Linked DNA regions of Homo sapiens: all the other regions are linked to region 2. A link is a loop called in an ENCODE intact Hi-C map of the cell type or tissue named here. Cell type or tissue: Calu3. All regions are shown on one strand. Links, peaks and the distances in the headings refer to the core of each region. The heading gives the core; the rest is flanking DNA.

The links. Peaks named below come from ENCODE experiments on the same cell type or tissue, not always from the same donor. Only the 100,000 strongest peaks of a DNase experiment are listed, where the experiment ranks them.
Region 1: a loop joins it to region 2, with 15 times the contacts of the local background. A loop is called at or near these places in 55 of 110 quality-filtered maps.
Region 3: it touches region 2 in a loop (12-fold over the local background); 51 of 110 quality-filtered maps call a loop at or near these places.
Region 4: a loop joins it to region 2, with 27 times the contacts of the local background. A loop is called at or near these places in 23 of 110 quality-filtered maps.

The regions. Positions count from the first base shown.
Region 1 is chr13:96,953,857-96,962,170 of GRCh38, reverse strand. It overlaps LINC00359 (long intergenic non-protein coding RNA 359), which reads left to right. Exons shown (of 3, transcript NR_051966.1): 2 at 6,208-6,309. Among named protein-coding and RNA genes, the nearest start is that of LINC00359, 26 kb to the left of the region's middle. In Calu3, for the core only: no CTCF peak of the experiment used is centred there; no DNase peak of the experiment used is centred there.
Region 2 is chr13:96,016,835-96,025,148 of GRCh38, reverse strand. UGGT2 (UDP-glucose glycoprotein glucosyltransferase 2) reads left to right here. Exons shown (of 39, transcript NM_020121.4): 3 at 1,390-1,520; 4 at 1,997-2,109. Among named protein-coding and RNA genes, the nearest start is that of UGGT2, 32 kb to the left of the region's middle. In Calu3, for the core only: no CTCF peak of the experiment used is centred there; a DNase peak (open chromatin) is centred at 4,838.
Region 3 is chr13:96,813,143-96,821,456 of GRCh38, reverse strand. The region is part of intron 1 of HS6ST3 (heparan sulfate 6-O-sulfotransferase 3); the gene reads right to left. Among named protein-coding and RNA genes, the nearest start is that of LINC00359, 170 kb to the left of the region's middle. RefSeq lists an enhancer at 3,899-4,656. In Calu3, for the core only: no CTCF peak of the experiment used is centred there; no DNase peak of the experiment used is centred there.
Region 4 is chr13:96,225,752-96,234,065 of GRCh38, reverse strand. The region is part of intron 1 of HS6ST3 (heparan sulfate 6-O-sulfotransferase 3); the gene reads right to left. Among named protein-coding and RNA genes, the nearest start is that of HS6ST3, 140 kb to the right of the region's middle. In Calu3, for the core only: no CTCF peak of the experiment used is centred there; no DNase peak of the experiment used is centred there.

The sequences.
Region 1 (8,314 bases), core at 80-8,079, 940 kb before region 2:
CCCCAACCTCAAAACATAAAGAAAAAGCAGATTAAAGATAACTGCAATATAAAATATCCTTCAGAAAAGAATAGGAGACAATAGTCAAATGAACTTCAAAATCCTGCCATATAGGCATTAGGAAGACTACGTTCCCTAGCTACAGAGGAAGTTCCTTGATGAGACTCAAGTCCGTTCTCTAGGAGAAACTTCCTTTCCGCACTTCTCCACTCTCTCAGAGATTCTTATTTTTTCTCCTCTAAGGCAGTTTCAAGATTTCAGCAAGCATCAGAATCACCTGGAGGGCTTACAGCACACATGGCTGGGCCCTATCCCTAGAGTTTGTTATTCAGTAAGTCTGGGTAATGTGCATTTCTAACATTTTCCTGATTGATTGTGATGCTGCTGGCCTGGGGACTACATGTGGAGAGCCCCACTGCCTAAGAACCCATCTGAAATGAGCTTTGAGGGGTCTGCCCTCCTTGAGAGGGCTGGATCTTCACTGCCAGCTTCTTGCTGGGGCCGGTTTATTGGAGGCATGACTATTTTATAATCACAGGCTTTTTAAAGCCAGATTGCAGTTTATTCAACAATATAATTCCCATGGACACAGTAGACTTCTCATCTATTCAATTTCAGTAAATCCCATGTATGAATAACTACATTCATTCTTCCCTCGACATAATTCTCAATCTGATTTATGTCTTTGCTTTTTGCTCCCTGTATCCCACCATTGGCTTTCTCAATGTAATGGCAGATACCTTGAGGCCATCTCATAAAATAACCTTGAATTGGAAAGAAACAACCTTAATTTGATCTTTGCCACAAGGCCTAATCCTTTTGTGTAACTGAGAATTCCTAATGAGTCTTTCTTGCTCTAAATATTTTTTCATTCTAATTTTTAAATCATGGTTTACGGTACAGAAATAGCTTTGCCAATCCTTGAATCACTAAATTTCTGGACTTTCTCCACTCCTTTCTATCTCTGCTCTCAAGACAACCACTTCTTGCTTGGACGCATCTTTTTCTTTATATACCTTGAGATAAGAGTGAGTAGAAACCAACACATGGTAACATTTTTAGCTCTTTGCAACTACTTCCTGTAGAGCTACATATCTACGAGGCATTTGATCTGCTTTCAGAATTACAGCAGGCACCATTTTATGCTACTGCATAACAGAGATCTCCATATTTCTGTCTTGCTTTATCTTTTTCCTTGCTTTCTATCACCCATCCACTATGTCAATGCCACATATTTTAGAATTTGTTAAGGTAGCTTTCCACTTGTAGGTACCAATTTCCACATTGGTTAGGGTAATACTACGTGATGAAATAAAATAGCCAAAAATTTAGTGGCTAACACAATAGAAATCCTTTTTTTTTTTTTTTTTTTTTTTTTTGCTCAACTGGCTGCTGAATATGCGTGTTCCTGGTTGGCAGGTGTCTTAGGTAAGGCTGCTGCAATAAACTACCATGGACTGGGTGGCTTATGAATGACAGAAATTTACTTCTCACAGTTTTGGAGACTGGAAGCCTGCAATCAGGGTGCCAGCATGGTCGAGTTCTGGTGAAGACCTGCTTCTTAGTTCATAGAAAGTTATCTTCTTGCTGTTCTTTCTGGGGTCCCTTTTATCAGGGCACTAATCCCATTCAAGAGGGCTCTGCCCTCATGACCTAATCACTTTCCAAAGTCCCCACTTCTTAATATCATTGTATTGAGAGTTAGGATTTAAAATATAAATTTCGGAGGAACACAAACATTCAGTTTATAGTAGTGGGCTATTTACCTACACATAGTCATTCTAGCATCTATGTTCCTTCCACTTGTGGCTTCATCAGATCCCAGGATCCCAGAGTAATTGCATTTTTGTGGATGGGGAAGGAGATAATTTATCACTTCTTATATGAGCATGACATCACGTCTACTCATATTCCATTAACAAGAACTAGTCACATGATCCCATCTAGATGCAAACAAGGGTTAACCAATCACTGACTGAGCAGCTTCTTCCTGACAATTCTATCTTCTGAAGAGAATAAGCACAAGGACTTGGTGGACAGTTAGCCTGCTTTACCACAGACCCAAAAGGGTGCAGTAACACTTTAGATGACATAGGACACTATTCTAAGAATCTAGGAGAAAAAGGATTTTTTAAACAAGCCACCAACCACATAAACCACAAACAAATTATTGATAAATTCAACTCCATGAAAACATTAAGAACTTCTATTCACCAAAATATACCATAAGGAGAGCAAAAAGACAAGCCTCAAACCAGGAGAAGATATTTGCAATATAAACCCCTGACTTTACATATCTAGAAGATATAAAGGACTTACAAATGAATAAAAAGACAAATGGTTCAGTAGAAACTATAGGTAAAAATATATCGATACATACATGAAAAGTTGCTTAAACTCATTAGAATTCAGGGACACGCAAGATTGAGCTACAGAGAACTGCCATTTCATGTCTATCAGGTTGGTACATATTTAAAAGCTGGATAATATGAAGTATTTCTGAGGCAGTGTGGTGCAGTAAACACTTTTTACAGAGCTGTTAGGAAAGAACATTTACACGCCAATTTGGAAAACAGTTTGGCATTACCTCATAAAGGTAGTGGGTACAAGGGTATTTATTTTCTCATTATTCTTTTAAGCTATGCACACACATACACACAACACATATATAATTTATTCCACAGTATAAATATTTAAAACAATAATCTTTTGAGAATATGACATCAGAATTGTAGAAAAGGTGATTTGAAGTCATGCTGTAACCGCACTGGGCCTATTCTGTAACGCTTGATACCTCTTCTTCATTCTAGTTTCATATTTAGAACTGTTCCTTCCTCCCATCATCATATAAGTAATGGATAGCATAGCTTCTTAGATTAATATGAAAGAGCAGTTCCAAACCAATCCACCTGATCATCTTAATCTTCCGAGGGTTGATGAATAAGGGGGCGAGAGTGCCACGCCAAGATCTCTTTTCCATCTCACCCCCCAGTCCTCTGGAGGAAGCACACCTTCTGTTTATGTCAAAAGGGTTAATTAACAAGAGTTGGTGTCACTTCCAATAATTACTAGGAATTAAAATTTACAGAAGGCACAACAAGGGCCTGGCAGCTGTACCAAAATAAATCTGCCTCTGATCATGCAGCCGCAGCTGTTACATCTCAGAACATATTTTCCAAATCACCTTGGCTTTTTCAAAGCCCAAGCATGAGTATGACCAGATTCCCACAGAGTTCCTTGGACTTGAAAACAGGAAGATGGGCCCCACAAAACAGCATATGGATCTACCCTCTGGCCTTCAAAATTGAGGGGACTCATTTTCCTTTTTTCGGAGGACTGAATTTCAAGCGTTTGCTGCAGCAGCCAGAATTTAAGGCCATACATAAACTCTTCTCTTTTAACTTTCAAATGGAAATAATGAATTATTATAATAAACTGTAATATGTAGCCTAAATGAGACAGATCCTCAAGCACAGATAAATAGTTTGAAAAATAAAGTAGAGGTTTACACCTATCTTTGTGCAACATGAGGTGAAGTCATCCTAGAATCCCTTAGCATCCTAACGGCCCTCCAGAAACCACTTTCAATGTTAAATTGAGAGCACAACCACTCCTTAAAAATCCTTAGGCAAAATTTTGCTTCCTAATCATACATCACCTTGACGCCAATGCCTGAAACAAAACAACCACTAGAGGGCAGAGAACCTTATTAGAAATAAAAGTGCCTCAAAGAATGGAAAGCTTGAAATGCCTTCTCAGCCATATATATTAATTGCTGCGAAAGACAACATGAGGGTGGGTTGTTTATAAAATCTCTTTCTATAAAACCTGAGTCTTCCAACAAATATGAACCAAACTGGCAAAATTAGTGAATGTACATATTTTTTTTTCACTGATGAGCTGCAGTTCCTAACCTACCTTATAATTCAATTAACCCACAGATAACTGTTTTAAAATTTTTTCCATCCATTAGAGTCCTTTGTAAAAAGAAAAGTAGTATCCATTAAAGACTGCATGTTAGAAAAACAACACCTTCCTAATTTATTCTTAGAAAAGATTCGAAGGGAACCCTAAACCCAAAGAGATGGTGGGATATAGTGTGTGGAGATTTCATTTGGGAAAATCAGGATCCTGTTTTAGGAATCCTAATTTGCCCTGGGCTTGTTGGGATATAAGGTAATGACCATGTGGCTAGCTAATTCTTCAACTGGTTGATTTCTGGCTTTTGTTTGCATTGACACAGGCGGTTGTTATTGGTGGTGATGTTCATCTTGTGTTTCTGTGTGTCTTTCTCTCCAGAATGAAAGAAATGTTTTTCAGCTTTAGGGTCCTGCTTCATGACAAAAAGGAATTTCTAGGTCGTGCTACAACTTCCCTTGCCAACAGCATTCCTTCTGTGTCTGCTGAGGTACAAAATATCTCCATATAACCAAAATCCCTGTGAGCTACAAGCTAACTCAAATAAGCATTGATGCATAAAGAAAAAATAACCTACCCTGAGGCTGCACCTGCCTAGTAAAGAATGGAGCAGAGTATGTGGGCTGAAAAGGAGATGCTTAGGGAAGTTTTTATTTATCCCAACTGGCAATCATTAGTTTCAAATCTGTGGGAAGAATGGAAGTCAGGAGATAAATTGTGCAAAAAGAGTAAAAAAGAAAATCTTATGGGTTATTTGGTTAAATGGAGCTTGTGGAAGATTAGAAAAACAAATGAAAATGAAAAATGAACCAAAGGAGATACCCTATTCTAATTGAGTGCATGTGGAAAAAAATTTCCACATGGAAACTGCTGTTATGTTGTCTTTGAGAATAGGAACATGGATGAAGTGCAGTTGGAAGCTTTTGAATGGAACCCTCATCTTCAGAATAGATCAAAGAATTCCGTAAAAACTCATGTAAAATCCCCTTGGATGTCAGAGGGATCTCAAGTAAGCAGAATCCACAATGATTAAGTTTCCTTCTAAAAAGCAGTATGTGTGCTTAATTCACTACTTGGCTTGGAGTGTACTGCAGTGGAGACATTTTATTTAGAAGTAAGTGAGAAAAGCTGTTAAACATATAATAATGATAATGGTAATGATTATGATGTTGGTGACAATGAGAACAAACTCCTTGTAGTGCTTGGTTGTAAGCACTTCCCATATATTAACTCATTTAGCCCTTATAATAACTCTATGAATTAGAAATTATTATCTTGATGTCCATATTATGGAAGGAACTGAATTGAACTACAGGGAGATTAGAGGACTCACCCAAGGTCACATATATAGTAAATGGTGGAAGGGGAGCTGAAACTCAAGCAAGTCTGTTTCAGGGGCTACACTTTTAACCATTGGTTAAGCTGCTTTTCTACACAATAAAAAATGCTTTGTTCACATTTTTCTTAGTACTTATTGTTGTGTGAGTAAAATGTAGAAATCTGTAAACCCATGTAGTTCAGGTGTCCCAGCCCAGCTGACTTGGATCCCTACGCAGATTAAGAAGTATGCCTCATGTATGGTGAACATTAAATCGATGCTGACTTCTTGTTATCTGTACACATTATCATCCAGATTGTGTATTTTAAAATATACAGTAGTACCACAGATATTTCATTTTAAGGAAACAAATCTACTTATGACAATGTTAAATGGAAATCCATGTGATATGGTTTGGTTCTGTGTCCCCACGAAAATCTCTTGTTGAACTGTAATCTCCAATGTTAGAGGTGGGGCCTGTTGGGAGGTTTGGATCATTAGGGTGATTTCTCATTGCTTAACACATTCTGTTGGCGCTGTCATCACAATAGTAAGTTGTCATGAGATCTAGTGTGCAGCACCTCCTCCTTCTTTCTTCCTCCTGCTCTGGTTATGTGAAGTGCACTCTCCCTTTGCCTCCTGCCATGATTGTAAGGTTCCTGAGGCATCCCCAGAAGCCAAGCTGATGCTGCCATGCTTCCTGTACAACCTGTGGAACTGTGAGCCAATTAAACCTCTTCTCTTTATAAATTACCCTGTCTTAGGTATTTCTTTATAGCAATAAGAGAACTTACTAATACACCATGTTAAAAGGGAATCCTCCACAATTTTGCAGATTCTTGTCACCTGGAAGGAGTTGTTTGGAGTAATGTAAAGAAGGCAAGTTCAGCCACTGGTGTCGCCTACTCAACACCTCATCTCCTCCTTTATTATCTCCTCCTCATTCCCACTTTTTCCTCTTTCTTTTCTAGACCTGTCCTAACACTGAAGGATCATAAAAAATTTGCTTTCACCAAGAAGTTCAGAAACTTTAACATGGCTGATGTGATAAAGTGTTGGGTCTTTCTCTGAAGGTAAGTTTTCCTCCCATTAATCATTTTAAAATAGAACATAGGCCGGGCATGGTGGCTAACGCCTGTAATCCCAACACCTTGGGAGGCTGAGGCGGGAGGATCACTTGAGGTCAGGAGTTCGAGACCAGCCTGGCCAACATGGTGAAACCTCGTCTCTACTAAAAAAATGCAAAAAATTAGCCTGGCATGATGGCACACGCCTGTAGTCTCAGCTACTTGGGAGGCTGAGGAACGAGAATCACTTCAACCTGGGAGGTGGAGGTTGCAGTGAGCTGAGATCTTGCCACTGCACTCTAGCTTGGGAGACAGAGCGAGACTCCAGCTCAAAATAATAATAATAATAATAATATTCCATGACTTTGATCAAACCTGAAGGAACTCCAAAACCAAAAAAAGGTTGAGGGAGGATCTATGTGGCTCTGTGTGCATTGACATAATTTACCTACTCTTGTACTCCGTGCAAACATTAAATGCTGTAAAACTTGGGTTTTCTATTTAATCAAATCATACACATTTAAGGCTTTTGCTTAGCAAATTTATCTGAGCATTGGCTTGACATTTTTTAATTATGTAATCATTAAGATAATCCTTTAGACCCTGGCTTTCGAAGTGTGATCTGCACATCTCTGAAGGTCCTCTGGATTCTTTTGAGGGATCCAAGATGTCAAAGCTATTTTTGTAATACTACTAAAAAATGTATTTTGTTCTTCTCACTGTTTGTCATTTACCCTGCTGATGCAAATGTAATGGTAGGTCTAACTGCTGGTCCCATAGCACAAACCAAGGCAGTGGTACTAAGCTGTGCTAATAGTCATCACTTTCTTCACCTCCACATACTTGCAGCAAAAAAGGAATATTTCAGTCTCACTCAGAATGCTTCTAATGAAGCAACAAAATTTATTATTAATTTTTTAAACATCTAGATTCTGAAATGAACATGCTTTTAAGGTTGTGTGTGACAAAATGGGGAGTATGTGTAAAGAATTTCTGTATTCTTCAATCCATAGCTGTCTTGTGCAAACACACTTGTGCAATTACTTAAGTTGCAAGCCGAACTAGCTGCTTTTTTCATGGAACATTATTTTCTTTTGAAATAGTGACTAACAGACAAACTGTGCTTTTCAGACTTCTGCATTTGGCCAAGAGTTTCGGAAAATCAACAAAATGCACCTGTCCTTTCAAGGAACAAAACTGACAGCATTTGTTTCCAGTAATAGAGTTCAAGCTTTCATGTGAAAATTAGAATTACGGAAAATTTGTATCTGTCCCATGAGTTTGACAGCTTCCCAATTTTAAAAGGCTTTTTTGATGAGATTTGTGGTAATATTAGCAAATGTTATTTTTTTGCATTGAATAATGAAATATGTCAATATTAGGAAAATACTTAATAAACCAATAGGTTCCAAATGACCATTGCATAAGCATTAAAAAATCAAACAAGGGTAAAGATCTATTCCAAGTGAAGATAGGCAAAAATTTTAACCTAAAAGACATGAAATGTTGTTTCAGATATTTCACATTGCAACTAATCTTTAAGAAATTACCGTGTGTTGCGTTTTGGTGTTGCATCAAAGAAGAATGTCCAAAATTATCTGAAATGACTCCTAAATATACTCCTTTTTTTCCATGTATTTCAACCAAAACAACATATCCAAATTACTTAATTAGAGCCCATCTATCATCTAGTAAGCCAAACATTAAGGAGGGTTACAAAAACTGAAAAACAATGCCACTCTTCTCACTAGTATTTATTGCTTTGGTAAGTCTTAGTTTTTATAAATATATATTATTTGTGCCACTGTGTAATGGGTTTATAATTCTCATTTTAAAATAATAATTTAAATTTTTTCCATTTTAATTTCTAAAATGCTATGCAGTGATAATATTAGTCACATTAAACAAAGCTCTTTTAAGTCCTCAATACTTTTTTTATGAGTGTAAAATAGTCCTGAGACCCAAAAGTTTAAGAAATTCTGCTTTAGATATCTAGTCTTAGTGGCTACAA
Region 2 (8,314 bases), core at 233-8,232:
GATGCTGACAGATGACCTGAAACCCCTGATTCAGAGACAGAAGAAGGCTTTATTACATATAACAAAAGCAATAACCACAATGTCCCATATTTGCACTGGTTGCCTGAGCCTCAGTTCCCACAGGACAACTTGGAGGGCCAGATAACACCTGTACCCTGAATGGGTTGTGGTAAAGAGAGGAACTGAGGGTCAAGGGCCCAGCACTTTCGGAGCAAATAGTAAACATTGTCACAATCAGCAAACAACCCAGTCTTCCAGCCAACCCCAAAATGTCTGCTTCCAGTCAGAACATCCTTTTCCTCCTCTCAGAAAGAGAGTATCTGGTGTTGCAGTCTGGTGTAACCACATTCTTCTTGTTATCCCTTTCACATCAGATATCCACAGGGAACTGCTCTTCATCTACCTCAACTCTGTTCTTTTGTATGAGAAATTTCCATCACTTGATAACCCAGTGCCAAGATGTAGAGGAGAATAAATTACCAGAGAATGTCTAGAGGCCAGCCTCTATGGATGCCTATACCAAATGGACTCCAGAGCTGCCCTGTTATTACCTTACCATCTCTGGCTGGCCCTGGAATGACATTACAGTTTTCTGACACAATGCAGTCAATGGTTACACCCAGGGAAGAGTAGAGAAAGGAAAAGGGCACAGACAGAAAGTTCTGCCCACCCCTGCTTATCCCCGTTAGTGCCACCAGGTCTTCTTCAGCTCTAGGCTGCACTTTTCTGCCTTCTCCCATTCAAGTGATCTCTGTCTCCCCAGGGGTGTTGGAGAATTTTTAATTAAATTCTAGGATCCCTCCTTCTCCTTTATGTCTTTGAGTTCTTTGAATAGGGTTTATAGTAGGCAACTCGCAGCTCAGGTTAGTTTGTTCAAGTTCCAGACAAGATGACATTTAGTTTTGAAGACCTGGTTCAAATTTTGTCTCCTAAAAGTATTCTGGATACACTAATTATACTTGGCTATTGGCACTAAATCTCAGTAGAATTTATTCATACAGGTACTTTAAAATTCATTAACAATCATATTATTTAACTTTTCTGCTGTTCTTAATTTCTACCTTGTAGGTAGGACTTATATCTTATCCTTGTAATATAACCCCACAACTTTGGAGTAAGTTGGTCTGAAATGTTGGTGTTTCCAAATAGATTTTAATGGCAAGATTATTTTCACCTGGTCTCATGTTGATTACTTGGACATTACTGGAAGATCCAAAATGAAGTTGATTATAGAACTGAGATCTTGATTTTTCCATTTTTCTCTAGCATTATCCATAACCAAACTTCAGATATGATTATATGACATTAAGTTAGCCTTACAGTGGAAGATGTGCCAATGTGCAGTGTATAAAATGCTAACATTTATTTTCTTTTGACTTCTTTTTATAGAATCAGATTATTCTTATTACAACTTAATCCTGAAGAAAGCTGGACAGTTTCTAGACAATTTACACATCAACCTTTTAAAGTTTGCTTTCTCTATAAGGGCATACTCCCCAGCTATTCAGATGTTTCAGCAGGTGCGTAAAAATACCCAATCTGTATTTGACAAAGAGGCACGCTAGCAATGTACATAGAGTTCTTTAATATGAACATCTTTAGTTCAAAATGATCTACAAGTTTATAGTTGGTTCCATAGCCTATCATTGATTATATTATTATTGTTGTCATTTATTATAATGTAATTGAATATATTCTGTAATTTTTATAGTTATTTGGGATAAGGAAATTATGAGGACAAATAATTGAAATGAAGTATCATAAAATTTTAATAGAATTTTTTCAATAACTATGAAGCATGTCTTTCCTAGGATAAAGTTGATTTTATTAAAATATTTCTTAGATTCTACCTACGTATAGATGTTTTTTTACTTTAATTAGAGCAATAACTTAATAGTAGTTGATGAGTTATTTTAATCAAAGTAATGTGTGAGGGTTTTAAAATCATATTGTAATTATCAACTGCTGTAGCTAAATATAATCTTTGAAATCTTAGATTGCAGCTGATGAGCCACCACCAGATGGTTGTAATGCATTTGTGGTTATTCATAAGAAGCACACCTGTAAAATTAATGAGATTAAAAAGCTGCTGAAGAAAGCTGCTTCAAGGTAAATTAATAATAGCCTATAATGAAAGAAGTGGTTATAGAGAGGAGAGTTCAATAGCAGAAACTTCTTATAATAAAAAAAATTTAATATTCTAAGACATTGTATATTCAAGAATGTGATTTGTATTGAAAACCGTAATATATCTGAGAATGTTTTGTCTTGATTAGCTTTTGATTTTAGCATATAAATTGTGCCAAAATAACATAAAATGTATGAAATGTTTCATATAAGCATAACTTGTTTTTTGAAATAAACATGCAAAACTGAGTTTATTTGGCCTATAGCTCTTTAAATATAAACTGAATATATACCTGGGGAATAACAAAGTAATCAAAACAATAGATGAGGTTGCTTCCTATATTCAAAACTATTTTTTTGCTTTTTTGCAAGTATTTAATTTAAAAAATGGCAAATCAGAAGTAAATTATTAATTTATTAGTGATTTTTTAGAGTAATACTACCAGTATATTTTTTTTGCCTGATTATTTATACTTTAAAAAATAATAAAGTAGTTTTTTTAATTTTGAAAGAGCTCTATTAAACAGTAATATATATTTATGCATATTAATACTTAACTCACTTGTTAACAAACCATTTCTAACATTTTCTTATACTTGTATTGAATTTCATATACAAAAGACTTTTATTTTTATGTAGCCAAATTTTCCTGTGTATGTGACTTTTATATTGTTTTTATACTAACAGTTTTTCCCGAACCTGATTGGGAGATTTTACTAATTCTTTCTGTAGCTTTCTAAAAGTTTTTCCTTTTATTTTACATTAAACTTTTAATCTATCTGTAATTTATTTTCATCAAAAGGTAAGAATCCAACCAGATTTTTTTCCTCAGGTACCTAGTCAATTGTATTCATTATATTTATATTATGGTCTATTTCATAGCTCTTTGTTCTGCTCCATTATCTATTTCTTATAGTAGTGCCATACTGTTTTAATATTTATTGCTTTATTATCCAGTTTCTGACAGGAGGATTTCTTCTTCATTGTGGCTCTTTTTTCCTCCAGAATGCCTTAGCTCCTTGTATTTGTTGATGCTTTTAAGTCAACATTGGAATCCTTTTCCTCCCCAAGCTCCCCTTCCCCAAAAGCCTTGTTAGGGTTTAATTAGAATTATGTTAAAAGTATTGGTTAATTTAGGAAAAATTTACATCTGTGTTGTATTGAATCTCTTATCAAATAACATGGCATGTTTCTCTGTTCACACCTGCTTTTAAAACTTAAAGGCAGAAATAATTGCTTTATTTTATCAATTATTTTTTCAACTATTGGGATGGATACAAGGTTTTTCTCATTGGACATACTAATATATTACAAAATACTTTGAAATATTATACCTTCTTTTCAATTCTGAGGAAAACTACTGATTATTAATGGTGTGGGATTATCTTAATTTGCTTTTGAATTAAGATTGCTTTCATTTTGTTTTCATGTTTCTGTGTTAATAAATGAATAGCTGTACATTTATTGAAATTATTTGACATCTTTAATTTTTATCGGTCATTCTACTTTCGTAAAGTGAATTAGGCAGCCATATTATTCTTATTCTGGATGAGTTAATATAGGAATTATCTATTCCTTTATGGCATTATTAGACTCACTATAATATAACTCACTAGTGCATCTTTTAAAGGAAATTTTGTAATGTTTAAAATTTATTGTCATTGGTTTCTGATGTCAACTTTTATAATTATAGAAACTAAAGTATCTTGAAGATTACAAAAAAATTAACATCAAACTATTAGGAAAGTCCATCTGCCATGGGCCCTGTGAGTCCTTGCATGTTCTTTCTTGGTCTGACCAGCAAAAAATGCAAGGTCCTGACCACTCTTTACCTGGGCCATTTCTCAGGGTTGTGTTTGCAGTGAGCAACCTTGAGGAATGAGGTAATGTTTGCCTTTGGGATTGGGGACAGGGAGCAAGTGTGTTTTATTGCTTACTATAAAACAGTGCTTCCCCAAGCCCAGTGTTCCTTAACGGAAACATATGCCAACTCTGTAGGATCCATCTAAGTCCATATTTTGTCACCCCCTGTGGGACTTTGGGGGCAAGCATAGTAACGCTTATACTGCTTGCTCTATGTCATGAGCAGTAAAGTCATTTGTCTTTGACCCAGGAGTCTGTCTTATGTCTTCTATCAGAATCCATAAAAGAATAAAAGGCTAACTTATTAGTTTGTAAGTCAGGTAAAATCATACCTTAGACTTTTACAGTTCTTGGTAGTTTTGGAGACTGTCATGGGTGGGATGTTGACTGACACACAGCTTCTGGAAGAGGAAGTTCGTAAGGGCCCATGGGTCGAGAAGAAAAAGGTCAATACTTACATTTCTTCCCACTGCTCACCTCTTTCTCCCTGTACTCCTGGTGGGTGATGGTAGTCTCCTGATAACTGTGTTGTAGTCTGACACATGTTCCTTGATCTGGGCTCCTAAGGAAAAGGCACTCAAACTTGACTGATTTAATGGTTTATTGTTTTGGCTCTGATTATATAACTGGTATTGGTATTTTACATGCTTATACTGTGAATGCTGTCAATGTTTGTGAAGCCCAGAGGGAAACTGTCATTCAGAGACTACCACACATGGACACCCCCAGGTGGTCCAGCAGAAACAACAAAGAATCAATCCCAGGAGGAGAAAGGACAATCACAACTTTGTATAGACTTCATAGCTGCTGGACTACCCCGAGAGACTGTTTCTAAGTACAATAGTGCCACCTGCCTGACTCAGCCACTTAGTACACCCCTTTTTAAAATAGCAGTTCTTAAGCTCTTGTTGAAACTGAATGCCTGACCCATGGAGGCCTTGTGACTCTACCACATGACATTTACATTTTCACGTAGTTCAACTAGGAGTCAGTGTCTCGCAAGGTAAAAGGGACCCAATAAGCCTCCCTGCTCAAATGGAAATTATATATTCAAAAGCCCAGCTTCTGGGCCCTAGCATGGTATCAGGTATATGTGAAAAAGTGGCAGCTACTCTTTTGGGAGTGAACTAAATAACCCATTTCACTACCTGAAGTAAGGTCACTGGCTCAAAAGGGCCCTCAGTTCACAGTGGTTTCCCTAAATGCCTGGGCCAGGCTGCTGGGACGTTTAGCTAAGTTAACAGCTGGTGGGCTCTTCGGGCTGCCTCTGCTACCATTTCACCAGGCATAAGCCTTGTAAAACCAAAAGCTGAAGTGGTCACTCTACTCAGTGGGCAGAACTCAAGGCCGTCATCCTCTCCCTGAACAAAATCTGACCCCTTGGTTAAATATAATACATTCATACTGACTCTTGTGCTGTTGCCAATGGCCTACCTGTCTGGTCTGCCACTTGGAAGACTACAGATGGGCAGCTTAAAAATACCACTCCTTGGGGCTTGCACACTGTGAAAGTAATTTGCACTTGCCCATCTGACAGTCTGGTTTACTCCTTTAGATGTACATATTATAGACCCATTCCCTGATAAGTGTGAATAGAGACAAACTGACTATGCCAAGACCGTGTGAGGCCCTGACTGCTCTTTACCATGGCCTTTTCTCGGGGTGTTTTCAGTGAGTGACTTTGAGGGATAAGTGAGTGTTTCTCCCTGGGACAAAGGGCAACTTACTTACTGCTTGTTATTAAATGATGGGTTTCCCACATTCAGTGTTCTTTAGATGTGATCCATACCCACTGCCTGTGTAGAATTCTTGTGGGTCCATCATACTTCTCCCTGTGGAATGTGGGCCCATGGGGAACCCATGTAAACATACTAATGTTCATGTTGCTTGCTGTGCCACAAGTAATCAAGCTCTTTGACTCAGAAATCTCTGTCTTTTGCCAGAATCCATGAAACAATGAAAAGCTAACTTATTAGCTTGTAAGTAGGGTAAAACAATTCTACAGCCTGACAGAAACATTCCCCCCCCCCCCCCCCGCTATGTAGGGCAAAGTTAATAATTTTTTTTTTCCTTTTGTGAACTTCAGGCATATACTCTTGGGTTTGTGATATCTTATCAATATTGGTCAATGGTTTTTTTTTCTTATTTAAGCATATAATTTATGTTTTTACATAGGTTATGTATAGTAATATAAATATTTTAATTTTTTCCTCTCTGTAGATATGTTTCTCCTTCCTAGATTTTCTTTAGTTTTCATTTTCTTTCAGTTTTTCCAGATTAGGTTTTTATCTTTTTTTAAAGAAATGACTGATAAATTTTTTCTGCTTTTTTATTCTAATAGGTTTTGCATTTATGTATTTTCTTCTGTCTGTGGTTGAGCTAAACACTTGGTTTTTTGTGTTTTTTTTGTTTTTTTTTTCAATTATAACATATTTAGGTCATCAATGTTGCCTTTCTTTACTATGTGATATTCTCATTGTCCCAATTTCGTAAAATTCTTCTTAACAGTAGTTTTATTTACATGTTGGAAAGTAGAGTGACCACTGGGAGAAAGTTATACTCATTTAGGATGGTAATGATTGCTGTCACTTTCCCCCAGATATATAACTCATATTTTATTTTGTTTTATTTATTTATTTTTTTGAGACAAGGTCTCACTCTAGTGCCCAGGCTAGAGTGCAGTGGTGCAGTCTTGGCTTACTGCAACTTCTGCTTCCCAGGCTCAAGTTGTACTTCTGCCTCAGCCTCCTGAGTAGATGGGACTACAGGTACAAACCACCATGCTCAGCTAATTTTTGTATTTTTTGTAGAGACGGGGTCTTGCTATGTTGCCCAGGCTGGACTCGAATTCCTGAGCTCAAGCAATCTGCCTGCCTCAGCCTCCCAGAGTGCTGGGATTACAGACATGAGCTACCACTCCTGATCTTCATTCACATTTTCGTATTATGTCTATAAAGTTTTGGGGCAGTTCCAGACCATAGATTTTTGAACCAGGGAATAGGAAATAGGGAGAGATGAAGAATCAGTTTACTATTCTTTTTTTACTAGCATGTTCTTGTTCTAAGTGGTAGTTGACTGTCAGTTATGATTCTAAGTTGAACAGCATAGGTTTTATAGTTAGTAGACTTTACTCCCAATTTATGTATGATACAAAGTTATTTTTAGTTTGCAACTTCATTAAGAATTTTTGTATCTGAGTCTTTGTAAATATTTTTGGAGATACTGTAAAATTTAGTGTCAGGGACTGCTCTCCAAATGCCACTTCAAATCAATATGACCATCTTTTTTGTGGCTTTAAACTTTTGTCCCAAATGGAAAGCTGTATGTTTAAAGTTAAAAAAATCCCATATGGTCATTATAAAAGAATTCAAATACTTTAGAAAAATGCAAAGTAGAAAGGGAAAATGGCCTATAATTCTGCTAACAGTTTAGTATATGTTCTTTTTTAATGCATATATGCATATACAGACATACTTAAAAAAACATTTATTGTACTATAAAGGGTATCTTAGATCCTTCTCCCACAAAGTTATTGTGTTCTTACATGTAAATAAATAAAATTACTGGTATGTACCGATTTTATGTGTTAGGCTGTTTTTGTGTTACTATAAAGAAATACCTGAGGCTGGGTAATTTATAAGTAAAAGAGGTTTAGTTGGTTTATGGTTCTGCAGTCTGTACAAACATGGCATTAACATCTGCTTGGCTTCTGGTGAGAGCCTCAGGAACCTTACAGCCATGACAGAAGGCGAAGCTGGAACAGGCACGTCACATAGTGAGAGCATGAGCAAGAGAGTAAGGGGGGCCCCTGGGAATTGCATTTCAACATGCGATTTGGAGGGGACAAATACCCAAACTATGTCATTCTTTTCCTAGCCCCCAAAATCTCATGTCCTTCTCACATTGCAAATTACAGTCATTTCTTCCCCATGTCTTAACTCGTTCCAACATCAAGTCCAATGTCCTAAGTGCCATCTGAGACTCATCTGCTTCCACTTATGAGCCTGTAAAATCAAAACAAGTTATTTACTTCCAAGGTACAGAGATGGTGCAGGCATTGGGTAAACATTCCCGTTACCAAAGGGAGAAATCGGCCAAAAGAAAAGAGTAACAGGCCCCATGCAAGTCTGAAACACAGTAGGCAGGCACTAAATCTTAAAGCTGTCATGTAATCCTTGACTCCATGTCCCACATCGTGATGTACATCCTGGTGGGCTCCCTAGGCCTTGGGCAGCTCCAGCGCTCTAACTTTGCAGGATACAACCCACGTGGCTGCTGTCATGGGTTGGGGTTGAGTACCTCTGGGTTTTCCAGGCACAAGGTG
Region 3 (8,314 bases), core at 273-8,272, 800 kb before region 2:
GTGATAATAGTTTTGGCAGTTTCTTCCATCATCTTGTAAAAATCAGGCTGTCTTGGAAATTCAGTTTATGACTTAATGATGCAGTGGCCCAGGCTTTGTTGAACTCAAAGCTCTAGATGCAAAATGAACATCACAGGGTGAGGGATTTGTTTCTACCTGCAGGGAGACAGCAGGAGATGAGAGAGAAGCAGCATCTTGCAAGGCCAGGGATGGACAGGAAGCAGAAGGAACACAGGGCCTCTGTTCTACTTTAGCACAGGAGTGCATGGATCCAGAGGATGCTCTGAATATATACAGCTTAGAAGAAGCTATAGAAACAGTTTTCCTGAGCCCAGCACACCCACAAAGCTGTAACAAATTTACACTTGAGGAAGGGGCATTAGAGACAAGGGAGAATTATTGCAGTTGCATTCATTTTTAACACACCTAAAGAATCTAGAAGCCAAAAGCTGTAGTAATGTCAGAACAATAAAGGCTGAAAATAGCTATGCAAGAGAATTGAAATAAAGCCAAAGCTCATTCCATGCCATAATGCTCTTTTCAGCCTTAAAACAGATCTTGAATACAATGCTATGAAGACTCAGAAAAGTGTTCAGAGAAGGTTGCTGAATCCTGAAGTTGGCTGTCCCAAAGCCTGTATTCAGGAAGAGATTTAAGAAAAGTACAAGTCAAACTGTGCTCATTTGGACAAAGCATGAGTGCATAATTTCAAGAATGTTGGGAACTTCACTTTATATGGAGTGAAAAGAAAATAGGTTTGAAGTCAGACAGATTCGAGTTCCAACGTTAAACCCACCTCGCTTTCAGCGTGACTTGGTTAGCTTATTTGACCTCTGGGAGCCTTAGTTTCCTCACCTAAACAGCTGAAGTATCAGTACTTACTTCATAGGGTTGTGGGAATTATTGAATAAGAAGTGAATATAAAGGGCCCGGCAGTAGCTGATACCTAGCAGATCCTCACCATTTATATACACACTCCGCACTTCAACGTTCTCCCTTCTCCATGATTATTAGAGCCTCATAAACTCCAAGATTATTAGAGCCTCACCATTTATATACACACTCCGCACTTCAGCGTTCTCCCTTCTCCATGATTATTAGAGCCTCATAAACTGTCCAAATAGAGTGAAATTTCAAATATTAAACAAGATGTATTAATGAATATTTAAAAAACAACCTAAAGCAAATTTTTATTTGTCTAACTTTTTTAAGTTTTCAAACTACTTTCTTCATCCATTATTTCATTTGATCCTTCTTGATCCTCTGATATAACAAGATTATATCAGAGACAGCAAAGGAAAGATTCTTCGTCCACTTTTACAGATGAGAAAACTGATGCTCAGAGATATCCAAGCATTTTTCTTTTTTTTTTTTATTTTTTGAGACAGAGTCTCACTCTATTGCCCAGGCTGGAGTGCAGTGGCACGATCTCGGCTCACAGCAAACTCTGCCTCCCAGGTTCAAATGATTCACCTGTCTCAGCCTCCCAAGTACCTGGGATTACAGGCGTCTGCCACCATGCCTGGCTAATTTTTGTATTTTTAGTAGAGATGGGGGTTTCACCATGTGACTGACTGGTCTGTCACCATGTGACAGACTGGTCTCAAACTCCTGACCTCAGGTGATCCACCGACCTCAGCCTCCCAAAGTGCTGGGGTTACAGGTGTGAACCACTGTGCCTGGCCATATACAAGGATTTTCTTAAGGTCAACAAGTAAAAAGTAGTAGAGCTGGGACTTCTTTTTTTCTTACTTCAACTCCTGTGCTCATTTAGTTTGCTTGTTTAAATACACGTGTTGGTTCTGTGTCTCATGAGAAACACTATGCGAGGTGCTTATGATATAATGGTACACTGCGTGGCCTGACCTTAAGGTGCTGAGTCATCAATTGACTACCCAACACCGTCTTATTTTGCTCATAGTTAAGAATTAGAAAGAAAACACAAAATTAACGCTTTATTCTACAAGTTGGGAGGTTTCACTGATATTAGCTCATTTTTTTCTTTGAAATCAACTGAAAAAGGAGACCCAGGAGAATGAGCCAGAAATGCCAGAATATGGATATGCCTTCTGGTATGTTTTTTGATTATGGAAGAATCATTCTTAAATAATACACTCATTTCTAAGTAGGTAGTGTTCCAGACTTCAGTCTGGAGGTAAATAAAGTCTGGGGTCTCTTTTTTTCTGATGGCAGTGGCCACTGATGTTCATCCAGAAGGGGGTTGCAAAATGGTGAAAGTCTTATTCTGTCATTTCTTTTTTCATTTATTAGCTGGAATGCCTCTATAAAAAGAAACTTTCCCTTATCAACTATTTGGCATCCTGAGGTAGAGTTCACATAGGAAAGGCAAATGAATGTTTGATTCATTTTACTTACTAGTTTTCAAAATAGTGGGTTGCTTTCTTACAGTCTCCCCCAAAGGGGATTTTTATTGCTGTTTGTTTGTTTTAGTATCCCATAAGCTCATGAATCTAAATATACTTAAGAAGTTTCAACACACTGTAGTCATGATCCTTATTGATCCTCAATTTATCCAATTTTTGGCTAGTGGGAGTTTATTCAATATGGATGTGGAGTTCTTTTGATACAACCCTTGTAGACTTTTATGAATATTCTGAAAGGAACTTGCACATTGCAAAAGCTCTATATCAAGAAAAGACCAAGAAGGATAGTGTGGGAGCTTGGAATTTTCCACAGCTTCTAAAGAGTAAAGTGGTTGCTGCTCAACACTTCACCTTGGCTAGCATTACCTGTGCACTAGTCTCCTCTCTCACTCCCAACCAAGTGTTGTAACTAAGATTTTTGCTAATTGCGCCTGTGCATTGAAGACAAAATAGGAAACAGATACCATCTTTAACTTTCATGTATTTTATCCAGGCCCAAACACCAAGGCTTTTGTCTTTCATTTTTGCTTCTCTTTTTGTTCTTCAGCTCCCACCCACGATATTTTTCTCCATGCTAGGAACAACAAGCAGGGCTAGTAACTCATTTGTGACTAGAGGCCAGTGTCAGTCCATAAACTAATCTAGGGAAAACCAAATTATGCTGGAAATAATGCAGAGCCCTAATCAGGTTCTCTTCAAAATCCACTTATTGACGATAATTAGCATGAGTTTCTTCCAGAAGCCCAGCTTAGCACATGGACATTCAATGGGATCTTTCAGCTGCAGTGGCTCCGAAGCTGCAATTCTGCCTAATTAATAAAGCAACGACAGACATTTAGAAAAATATATGCATGATAATTTAAGTCTCCCAGAAAAAAATCAATTCGTTCTGTTTAAACTTTGCCTTGGGTGTTCTCTTCATCAATTCAAGTGTGGAGCACTGACCTTAAGTTGCAAATATTTTTCTTCAGGCATGATTGAAGCTTCCAGAGGTAATAGCTTTCAACATTCATTTCTTAGAGATTTTAAAACACTCAAATGGGGACACTATCCCACTTTTCATGGCTATATGTAAATCTGATAAAATAATCTTTAAGACTTTCAAAGTAAATGTAGCTTAGGGCTACAAGAGGTGGCTTTTTCATTTGTGCAATCAATACATGATTAAAATGGTGTGTTGGGAGGGGGCGCATCCCTTAAGCAACAGAATAACACAACTGTAATTTCCCTTCTTAGTGAACTTCCCTAAACATGCCCCTTTGTGTTGATTATTTCTCTTGGTGATAAGCAGAAAAAAAGGTCACCTGTTGCTGACATCTGCTGCTATCTCTGTGTGTTTTCTTGAAATGACGTGTTATATTGGAGCTAATCTAAATGAAAAACAATTCAAAGCATACACATAAAGCAAGCAAACAACTGCAACCAAAAGAAAAAGGTGGGGAGGGGAAGACCCATCAACAAAAATCCAACAAAAAACCAGCTAAAAGCTTTTCATTGATTTTCAGTTAAGGAAGATTATAGCCACAAGGGGGCTCTCGAATCTTCCCAAACACTAGTTAAGTGCTGAGAACTATTTTTCTAGTAATTAATTTCCACAAATCAATATTACCTATTAATGTATATTACAGAGACAAGCTACAGACTTCTGACACGTTACATTCAAGCTAAAGAGAGAATTTCATATAAAAATTCAAGGGGCCCACAGTGATTGTAAGTCAAAGCTGAAATTAGTTGCACCTGTGATTTCCTGCGTCCACTCTAGCATAAAAAATCCCAACACTGCAAATTTCACCAAAGGTTAAAACTGAATGTGAAGCACTGTGTATATAATGGAATACATTGACCTCCGATGGATTTTAAAGGCTGTCTGCCTCCTTCTCCTACATCGTGCACCCCCCAAACAGCCATGGAGGGTGACACAGCAGTTAAAATGCAATGACCCTTTCTGGGGGCAGCGGGAAGTTGCGACAGCCATTAGTTCTGGAGGTATTTAACTCATGCTGAGAGCCTGATGGTGCTGATGGTGTTTACAGCCTGAACCACAAAAGGCACTTGGAATTCAAGAGGGCGTTTTAATTTTCTGTTCAACCCAGTAGATAGGGGTAGAATCTCGTACCACACCTGGGCAGAATAAGGACAGACGGGAATCGCATCTCCAGCAGAAGAGAGAACACGACCTAGCACCCTTATCAAAGGGAAAATGGAGGAACAGAAATGCCCCAAAAACATTATATCAGAGTAGTTCAAATACCCAAATAATCTTTGCACAAACTCAGAAAGCCTCTTGGAGCGCTGATGTGAAATGGCTTTTTGACAACTGCCTTTTCTCTAATCTAATGAGAAAATCATCCCAAGGAAAGTTGAGCATAGGTCTGCCACTGGGCAGGAGCACTTTTGTGGCATGTGGGGGATGTGATACCTTTCCCCTGGACAGCTGGCTCTCCTGAAGAGGGGTCAGGGAGAACAGGGCAGCACGATTGTCCCTCATAATCAGGGTCTTCACGCATCATGCTTCCACATTCATTTTGGTTGTTGAAATTATGAATCACTGTTGTTAAACAAATCCCTGGCTCAGGAAGGCCAGTGTTCTCACTCAGGCTCCCAAGAGACATGTTCTGGGACAGCAAATTCTTCTGTTGTGAAATCCTACTTTGCTTGGCAAATGCCCCCCAGTACAACGTGAACCAAACGTTGATGTAAACTGCATAGACTTTTGGCTTAGGACTTTTAGAGTCACTGGTACCCTCAAGTTTCATTCCCAGTTTACAGAGCAGTAGCCCCTCTTAATTTGCCTCAGTCATTTCTCTTTAGAATTTCCAAAGGTGACTTCTGGAATTCTAGTAACAGCCCTGTTTTGTTGTTTTCAGGTCTGGCCTTCCATTGAACCCTTCCATTGAAAACCTTCCTTTTAATCACATTGCAAGTCACCTTTGTGCTTTCCAGCATCTATCTAGAGTGTTGCTGTCATTCAAGCACCATCAGGATATGTGAGGCCTTCCTTGTTAGAACATTGCAGCCACGATCTGGGGATTTAAATTTAGTCTAGGGCTAGTATGTACAGACAAGGACCTTCTGCTCAATTCCCATTCAGAGCCCTGCCCCTTCTAAGGGCAGCTAGGACTTAGGCAGACCCCTGAAGGAGATGGACAGGCATTCCACAGGTAGAAACCTCCAGATTCTTAGCGGCTCATGGGGGATTGTGGCTTTGAACACAGCATATCTAGTCAAGTTTAAGTACATTTCTTTAAAATACATTTTGACCTTAAAAAACTTAAATAACTTAAAGTTATAAAGAGAAGGAATTCCTCTCCTTTAAGCAGAAGGCAAAGGTTGGTGTTTTAAAGAGAATAAGTGGACCCCTCCTGTACCATCCTTCCCCTTTCGTAGTGCATCTGGTCACAATAGTATTTTATCAGACAACTGCTCTCTAAAGAAATTGAGTGATTAAATGATCTGCTATGATGGGTGGGGTTAGTTAGGGGTGAGGCTTCAGAAGACTAGTCTTTCTCAATGAAGTACTGACCAGCCCAACTGCTGATTTTTACCAATCAACACAAAATCCATCATTGTTCTCCCACTGAGAGATGTTACGGGTTGAATTGTGTCCGTTCCGAAAAAAAGATGTTGAAGTTCTAACCACCACCCCACTGCCCCATACCTGGGAATATGACCTTTCTTGGAAATAGGGTCTTTGCAGAAAATCAGGTTAAGGTGAGGTCATTAGAGTGGGCCCTGATCCAATATGACTGGTGTCCTCATAAAGAGGGGAAATGTGGACATAGAGACAAATATATGTGGAGTGAAGACAATGTGAAGATACAGAGAACCCCATCTACAAGGCAAAAAACAGCTGAGACTTCCAGACGAAAGAGAAGAGGCCTGGCACGGTGTCTCCCACCCTCAGAGGAAACCAACCCTGCTGACATCTTGATCTTGGACTTCCAGATTCCAGAACTATGAGAGAATAAACTGCTGTTGAAGCCACCCAGTTAGTGGTACTTTTGTCACTGTGGCCATAAGAAATGAAAACAAGGTATATCTTTATTGGAGAGACAGATGAATGTAATGAAAGAAGGGACCGGCACTAGCTGCACACATTAATAAACTGAGTCTTTTCAATAAATATAAATGGACTGTCAAGAATACTAAATATTTGAGAAACACAAGACAACTTTAAAAATATTATTATGATTATCCTGATGACTATCCATTATGTGATCTATTAAACCACAACAGAACAGGAGAAAAAAAGTAGAAGTTCTTAGAAACTAATTTATACTCATATATGACAAGCCTGAAAATAAACCAATAGGTAAGACAAATAGTGGGGACCCGGCAACTTGTCAGATATGAAAGGGAAGGGGAAAGACATGCAAAATATGAGAAATTAATGTAAGAGACAAGGAGATGGAATCTGTATGTCCAATATCCATCTTGAAAAAAATCCCCAATAGAGAGCAAAGAGAAACGAAACCAAAAGAGAAGAAATAATAAAAGTAAAATTAGACTATTTCCTAAGTCTAAAAAACTGTGCATTGAAATTGAAAAGGCCTAAATGAATTTAAGGGGTCTGAATGAAATGTTAAAACCCCAAAGATAAAGACAAGATCCAAATGCTTCCAGAGAGGAAGAACCTGAAAAGAGATTAGATATATGGAATAAAAATCAACTCGCCACGATTTTCTCATCAGAACTCTGAAGACTAGAAATAATGAATCAGTAGCTTCAAATTTTTGAGGGAAAATTATTTTAAACATTGAATTTTATACCTAGCCAAATTATCAATTAAGTGTATAAGTAAAATAAAAAATAGTAATACAATCAGAGTATTTGCTTTCTTTGCACTCTGTGGAAAAAAGGACTGTATTTGAAAAAGCATTCTAATATAAATAAGAAGGAATCCATAAAAAAGAGATGGGATCTAAGACCCTGGAATTAACACAGTCTGCAAGGAAAAGATTTACAAGGATGACAATTCAGATATTTTTAAGGAAACATACAGGAGAGCAAATTTTTCACCTTTCAATAGATACCAGAATTCACGGATTGAATATTTTAAATAATAATAATGAAAGAGTCATAGAATTATTCTCTCCATAAGATAAAAGACAATTAGCAACTCCTAGAAGAAACAAAAAGCTGAAAGAGAAAGTTACAACCATCTGTGATGCAAACTAAAATGTGGCATTATTTTAAGGACTAGAAATGTAAGAGAGTAGAATCCGTTTGACCTTGGCATGGGTTAGAGGAACCTGTGTCTATTCTTTTGTTTGTGAGTTCAATCACATCATTTGTGAGTATTTACAGGGTCACATTATGTATGTTGTTTATTGGCTTTTTGATTTTTAGAGTCATCCTAGACAACAAGTTCAAAAGTCTATGCTACATTGAAGGCCAGATGTGAATGTTCAAAAGCCTTACAGAGTGAAGATAAGGCCAGTAGACGCTGGGCATAGAGTGAGCTGAGGGGTTGTCAAGGGAAGTAAAGACGCAAGAATTTCCTCATTTTCCACAGTGGAGAGTCAATATATTGCTGCGTGATAGAGAAAGACATAAAGCTTTTATTCACTGAGTAACAAATACATGTTGGGCTCCTACATATCAGAGGCAGGAGTAGAGTGGAACCCCAGTGGGGAGGCTGTGCCCCAGGGTCTCATTCCTTGTTCAGTGACAATGTTAGTGGTGGGGTACGCAGATGGCGTTTATCCTTCTCAGGAAGAAGAGCTGCATGTTGAGGCCCTTTGATACCCTTCCATTCAGTCCAAGTAACATTTTGTGGGGCAGATTCTCCTAAAATTGAATACAGAGTTTATACCAGACTATTTTTCTGTGTTTTTAACATTTTCTGTCCTATTTTTGCTTTTACTCCTTTTTGTCAGATTCTAAGATATCTGTGGGCTTTGTAAACCTCTACTTAGGCTGCTATCCTT
Region 4 (8,314 bases), core at 66-8,065, 210 kb before region 2:
CTTGTTTATAAGTTGCATCCATTGCAGAACGTGGGTATGTTGATGTGCTATGGTGTGTCCCATCCAACACACAGTAAGTAAGGTAACCACATTCTTTCCCCTAAAATGCCTCTCCCTGGCTTCTTTGTGAGTCTGCATCCTGAATGCAAATTATTTCCTGCTGTAATTTTGACCATGTTGATCCTTAACACTAAATCCCCAAAAGCTCCCTGAATTATATTTAAATTCCTTCTATAAATTTTATTTCCTATTGACAGACTTGCTCCGACCACATCTCTAAACTTCAGGTACCAAGTCATTATCAGCTTGCTGCCCAACCTCTCCACATTCCCTCTTCCTATCAAGTTTAATTTCTGAGTGAAGCTCCCAGGTAAACACAAATGGCTATCATCTCATTGTTTTCTATTGTGTTTCATTATCTCCTTTATTATTCTCCCAATTTCCTTCTGTGTTTTCGGTCTTCCTCATAACTGGCTTTATCTTCATTTGTTATGTATCCTTTCCAGCCCTCATCACTGTTTCTCTTTCCATTTCAGATTTATTTTGCTGGAACTCTTCAAACTATAGTTGATTTCTTAGTTATTCCAAACCCTTTATAATAAAATGAATGTTCTATATTCATCAAGTTCAAAACCGCATTTTCCACTGGCTATTGCTTTCAATGGTACAGTAATAGCTACTACACAAAACTAAAGGAACAAAAAGAACCAATGATGCAACACTGCAATATTCTACCCATTCCATAGCCATGACAAGACTTTTGCATATAATACCTTATATAACTTCAAGAAAAAATAAATAAAAAGTCCTTTTTCTGGATGGAAATTCTACTCTTGCTAGCCTAATAGTGGTCCCACTTAGGGCAGGAAGTTAGAAATTCATTTTATTGTAATTTTTTTGTTTTCCAATTTATAGAAATATTTCCACACTACAATTAGAGAAAAACATATTATTTACACAAAATCAGTATTTTATTTTTAAAAAGGCAATGTATCAATCATGCAATAGATTCTTCTGCACTGTCATTCAAAAAGAATGCTTAACATGTTTACCAAAAGTATGAAATTAAACCTGTAGAGGTTTCTTGTTTGGTAGGCATAAAATAAGCAGACCTCTTCTTTGGCTGACCAAGGCCACATACATCATGAAACACACTAGGCCTAACCACCCAACACATCCATCCTGGGAACACGTTTGCTAATTTCTTTCCCAACATCATTTTTACCCAAGTTTCAGCCAGAACCCCTAGACCAGTCAACAAAATCTCTGTTGCTTCTCATCTTTGAGCACAGCACCAAGGGAAATCATCTTTAGGTACCGATCATTTCTCCCATGTTCATCTTCCTACTGATCTTCCCTTCCCTGGTTGCACCTGATTCCCCCACAGCCAATCCCTCTCCAGTCCTTGTCTCTGGGCTCCCTGGAAACCCTCCTGCTCATTACCACTGTCCCCCTGACACTCCCATCTGTGATTTTTCAAGCTTATCTCAGGATGCTCAGAGCTCTTCACCAACCTATTTAGATCCTGCACTTCCTAGGTACTGATTTTCCCCTTTTAGCCCTCTCTGGTGGAGACTGCACATTCTCTCACACCCAATACAGAAGCATTCTTGTTTATATTTTGTCTGCCATTTCTGGTTACTCTCCTACCTTTGTAGGACATTTCTCAGAGGCTCATGACCTCTGACTCTACTATCCCCAACACCTCCTTTTCCTTATTACTACAATCCTATGATCTTTTTCACAACCAGCGAAGCTTTCACATTTGTCTTTCTCTGATCCTCAACTCCTGCCATCCATCCCAACACCTACTTAACAACCACACTGATAGCCACTGTTGAACTGTGTCATATCTCAGGCTACCTACCTCTGCTCTAGCATCTTATACTCTGAATTCACACTCTCAGAACATAATTTCGTAACAATCCAGTTTTCTCACTCTTGCACCTTAACACCCTCTCCAGGCTATGTGCTGTACCTCTTTTCCAGATCTGGTCAATGCGGCACATTTCTTCAACTTTCCTACCACACTCCCCTTCAGAACAATGGGCTATGTGTATCCCTCTTATACCCAAGCAGACAAATGCTGCTGGAAACAAGCACACAATCCTTCACACTGGTGTCATTAACATTTTTATTTCCAACATCATAGGGAACAATAGCTTGTATTTACACTTTATGACTGGTCAGTACAGAGACTGAGGCTAGCGTCAGAAGGTTAACCCCCCTATGTACTCTATCAGCAGTCTTCATCTAACCCCACCCTTCACATAAACATATAATCTTAGTAAATACAGCGAGTATATACAAGCCAGTTCCAGAAAAACGTCCTACTTTCTTGCTACTCAAACTTTTGCGCATGGGCCTTGATATGGCTTGGGTCTGTGTCCCTGCCCAAATCTCATGTCCAATTGTAAATCCCAATGTGAGAGGTGGGGCCTGGTGGAAAGTGACTGGATCACAGGGTGGATCTCCCCTTTGGTACTGTTCTCATGATAGTGAGTTATCATGAGATCTGGTTGTTTAAATGGGTGTAGCACCTCCCCTCCCGCCTTCCTCCTGCTCTGGCCATGTAAGACACACCTGCTTCCCCTTTGCTTTCTGCCATAGTTATAAGTTTCCTGAGGCCTCCCCAACCATTCTTCATGTACAGCCTATGGAACCGTCAGCCAATTAAACTTCTATTCTTTATAAATTGCCTATTCTTAGGCACTTCTTTATAGCAGTGTGAGAATGGACTAATACAGGACTATAGTATCAGCATCACTTGGGACTTGGGAGTGTCACAAATTCAGGATTTCAAGCCCCACCCCAGACCTAATGAATCAAAATCTGCATGTTAGCAAGATTCCCACAGGATCAACAGGCACAGTAAGGATGGAGGAGCTCTGTACTGGTCCCACTTGCTTTCTTCTCCAATCCCTCCCTCAACATGCACACATTCTGGAGTTTCACTGAGGCAGCCCCTCCCTGCTTTCCTAACTGGCCACTTCCACATTACCCTTCATACCTCTCTTTCCACCTTACCCAGGGTAGGTGGTCTTACCACCTCCCATATAGACAAGATGTAGATCCAGGTGGGAGCCGCCTTAACTTCTTAATCCTCAACCACTATATTTGTCAATTTCCGCAAGTATCTTCACGTCTTTCTGTTTGTCTTGGGTTCCATTCCTATCCAAGTTAATCATTTGGATCCTAACATTTTCAGGACCCTGCCTCCTTTCTCTGCTATATCATGAACCATCTGTCTTTACTGGCCCCATCATCTCAGCCTGTGAACATGCTCAGATACTGCCCATCTTTTAGAAAGCTTCTCTTGACTTTGAGGCCCCCAAAAGCAATTTAGTTCCATTTTTGTGAGAGAAGTCTACACTCATGCCTCCACTTCCTCCATTCCCATCCAGTCCTCTCTTGGCTTCCATACTGCTCCTATGCTCCTCCCAGATATTGGTCTTCACCAAATTCCATCCTTGGACCTCCTCTTCTCCTATAACTCACCCTCCCTGACCTGTTTCCTCAGCTCCCAAGGCTTTGACTACAATTTCATGCTGAGTAACTCCCAAGTCTGCATCTCCAGACCCATATTTCATCTAGGATCTGAATAGTTACACTTGGAACCGCAAATTCAGCATCTCCAAACACTCAATTTACCTTTCCCATCAAATCAATCCAGTGATCCCTATCTGGTTGATCATCCATACAGTTGTCAAAACCAGTACCCTGAGAGTTTTCTACCCTCTCCGTTCCAAGCCTCAATGCCTTTCTAACTTTTCATCATTTCTCACATGGACCAAAATGATGGGCTCTTGTTTCCCTGCCATATCCTGTTGCCCACTCCAATCCATCTTCAACATTACACTCTAAAAGACAAAAATGAGTATATCACTACTCTTCTCAGGGTCCTTCAACAACTCACCATTACCCACAGGATAAAGTTGAAACTCCTTAATATGAAAAATCTTTCAAACTCCTAAGCTCTGATGCTCTTTTAGACTCATCTTCTGCCAATTCAACATGTTCCTCCCATGCTCTAACCTGAGTTACTTGCAATTCTTGAACATACCCCGTGCTTTCCTAACTCCGCATGTACTGTAGAGAATATTCTTCTTGGTTACTTCTTACTTGTCTTTTGAGACACAGCCTAAATGTTTCCCTCTCTGTGAATCCTTCCCTTGCCCTAACCTTCCAAGCAGAGTTAAGTGCTTCTGCCTGAATCCTCCCTTGCAATGTGCCCTTTATTTCATCATGTATCACTCTGTAATACTAAGAGCCTAAAGGGGGGGGTCTCCCCCTGAGATAGTGAACCCCTTGAAGGCTGAAATTATGTTCTCTTCTGTTATTTATATCCTCAATACCCATTTGTTATGGACTGAATGTTTGTGACCCCCAAACTTATATGTTGAAGCCCTAACTCCAAATATGATGATAACTGAAGGTGGAGCCTTTGGGAGATAATAGGGTTGGTTAGATAAGGTCATGGGGATGGAATCTTCATGGTAGCATTAATGCCCTTTTAAGAGCAGACACTAGAGGGCGGGTTTCCTGTCTTTCTCTCCACCACATGAAGACACCATGAGAAGGGAGCTATCTGTGAGCCAGGAAGAGAGCCCTCACTAGGACCAAATCCACCAGCACCTTAAGCTAGTCGTCCCAGACTCCAGAACTGTGAGAGATAAGTGCCTGTTTTTTAAGCCACCCAGAGTATGGTATTTTATTATAGCAGCCTGACCTGACTAATGCACCAGTCTAATTCTTAACTCACAGAAGGTGGTGTAATAGTGATTACCGAATGACCAAATGTACATGGAGGAATGAGAAATGGCAAGTGCTGTCTAGCACCAAAGTGATAGGCCCCAAAAATCAGAGAAAACCAAAATCAGTACCCCTCCTGGGTTTTTCAGCATAAACCATGGCATTCAAACTAAGTATATAATTAATTTCACTTTTTGGTATTTTGATGGCTATACAAAAGAGCAAAACCAGATCTTGAAATGGGGGACATTTTGGCTCCCTTATGATAACTTGAAACCCTTCCTAAATTTAAAAAGCATCTTCTGCCTTTTCTTGTCTGAGCTGCATGTACCTTAGGACCTCTGCTTCTCCATCCACACTGCTCTCCTCACACCCACGCCTACACGCACATTCCTCTGTGCAATGCTTGCTCCTTAACTCACCCTCTCCTGGTCCCTCTTCCTCCTTCTGGGGCTGGCCAGAGAATTAGTATGGTTTTTGTTTTAGCCTTTAATGACGTTCTGTTTTATTACATTGATCCGTTTTTATGTGACTGACTTTTCCTCCATCTGAATGAAAAGTTCCCTGAAGGCAGAAACAATGCTTAATTCCTTTGCACAGAGTTTCAAGAAATGCATTAAAATAAGGGGTGGCAAACAACATCCCATGGACCAACACTGGCCCATTGCCTGTATTTGTATGGCTACAGGCTAAGAACATTTTTATATTTCTAGATGGTTGCATAAAAAAATAAAGAATATTCATGACAGGCCGGGCACGGTGGTCCACACCTGTAATCCTCGCACTTTGGGAGGTCGAGACAGGCGGATCACTTGAGATCAGGAGTTTAAGACCAGCCTGGCCAACATGATGAAACCCTGTCTGTACTGAAAATACAAACATTAGCTGGGTGTGGTGGCAGCTGGCTGTAATCCCGTAATCCCAGCCACTCAGAGGCTGAAGCAGGAGAATCACTTGAACACAGGTGGCAGAGGTTGCAGTGAGCCAAGATTGTGCCAATGCACTCCAGCCTGAGTGACACAGGAAGACTCTGTCTCAGAAAAACTATATATTCATTACACATGAAAATTATATGAAATGTCAAATTTTGATAGCCATAAATAATGTTGTATTGGAACACAGCCATACCTATTCACATATGTATTATCTATGGCTGGTTTCACATCATAACAACAGTATTTAGTAGCTGCAACAGAGAATATATGGCCCACAAAGCCTGAAATATCTACTACTTGATCCTTTATTAGAAGGCTGAGGTGATAACCTTCTAAGAAAGATCAACTGAACTAAGTTCTCCGAGATTGTTAAAATATGCCCTCAACATACCTCTCCTATTCCCATGAATTTTTTAATGAATAAGTAGAGATAAAAAGAGAAATTACAAGTCCTCTCTTGGAATACCCAACCGTAGAATTGTTGATGGTATAATTTGATACTGTGAGATCATAAAGCAACTGGAATTCAAAAGAGAAGGTCAGTCCTTGTGTCATCTTGCACCAACAATCATGAAGAAGCATGCAATGAAGGCCTTCTGCACATTCTCTACCTGGACAATCTGTATTGAAATTAATATAAGAAGACATAAAAGAGCTTTGTTTCCAGCAGTTGAAACCCATGTTGTGCAGAAAAAAATATGACTCATAGATTGGAAACAATGAGGCTTCTTGTCTAATTAATCATTTTTATGCATTTGTCTCTCACTGCAGGATAGAAATCAGTTATTTAAAAAATAACCTGAAAGAGCTAAATTTTCCATAGCTACCTTTGTCTCCTGCAACCATGTGAATAAATGCAAGTTAAAGCCAGTGGTGTCACAGTACAGAGGTTCTTTGATCAAACAACGGGAGATGTAGAACTTGAAAACTTAACCAAGTTAATAAAGGGCTGCCTTTACCTCATCGTAACATCTGTACTTGTCTGACCGTGGCCATATAGGTGCCAATGCATTAACTCAATCGGCTTCCTACTTTATATCTCAGCTTAATTAGGACCATTTATCAAAATGACACCTGTTTTAGAGGCCAGATGAAATTGATTAGCATGGCTCTCAACAAGTGCTGTTAAGTATCTATTTTTAGAGCAAAAATGGGTAAATATTTATCCCAAAGTTTGTAGTAAATATAGTCTGTTGATGAGAAGAAATATATCTGATATGGGAGCCGTATTTGTACTTTTGTATGGAACGTGCAAAATATGGGATCATGTAAAACCAATATTTTAGGGCATATTTTTCCCAAGAGATTGGCCAAAAATACTTCTATCTAGTGTCAAGATAAAGGGACTAATCCTTACAACTATGGATTTTACAGGCCACAGTTTTAAATGATATAAAAATATTTATGCAGCACACTAGCCAGATAACATCACGATGGAGCACCAAGACACTACTGACTGTCTAATCAATTAATGTGAATAATGTTAAGAGTAGCTGGCTCTCATCAATAATAACCATTGTTAAAAGACTTTGCCTTGTACTTGACAAAAGATTCTTTCATATCTTGGTTTAATATTTCACTTTACCATATGTATGTGCCATAAATGTGTATTCATACCAAGATGTCTATCCTAGATTTAAAGGCCCCCAAGAATATAACTATGCCATTTTATTTACTTAAACAGAAAAATATTCACTATGTATAAGACAGAAATTGAAACACAGAATGTGTTGTTCCATTTAAATAGTATGTGTTAGAAGGTTCACATATTTTGATTAGCAAGAATATATACAACCACCACCAAAACAAAAGATATTATAATGTCTTAATTTCTTTATTATTATTATTATTATTTTTTGAGATGGAGTTTCGCTCTTGTTGCCGGGGCTGGAGTGCAATGGCACGATCTTGGCTTACCGCAACCTCCGCCTCCCAAGTTCAAGCAATTCTCCTGTCTCAGCCTTCTGAGTAGCTGGGATTACAGGAATGAGCCACCATGCATGGCTAATTTTGTATTTTTAGTAGAGACGGGGTTTCTCCATTTTGGTCAGGCTGGTCTTGAACTCCCAACCTCAGGTGATCTGCCCGCCTTGGCATCCCAAAGTGTTCAGATTACAGGCATGAGCCCCTGCGTCTGGCCAATTTCTTTATCTTAATCATAAAAATCTTCAAGGTATTTCCTCTTTGAAATGTACATAAATCTATTGGTTGGTTGTTTTTAAGTGTTCTAAATTATTTAAATTAGTATATCAAATATGTTTTTGAGAGGGCAGACCCTCTCCAAAACCAATCAGTCTACATTAAAGTGACACTTGAGGTTGTGTCTTCACTGAAACCTGATTATTCCCACCACCACTGAGGGCAACAGAAGCCCAGAGACCCAACAAAACGCACTTAACTAAGATCAGTGAGTCATTGGCAAGACCATAAACCAAATTTCCTAATACTACTATCCCAGGACTCTCCATATAAATGGTGGCATGCTTATAAGCTACTTCTCTATACTTCTATTCACTCTTTTACATTCCCCCTTTTTTACCCAGTTGAAATTTAGTTTCGATTCTTTCTTAAATCTTGAGATACTTAACTTTCATCAATTTTAGTTGGTCACAAACAGAAAATATAGA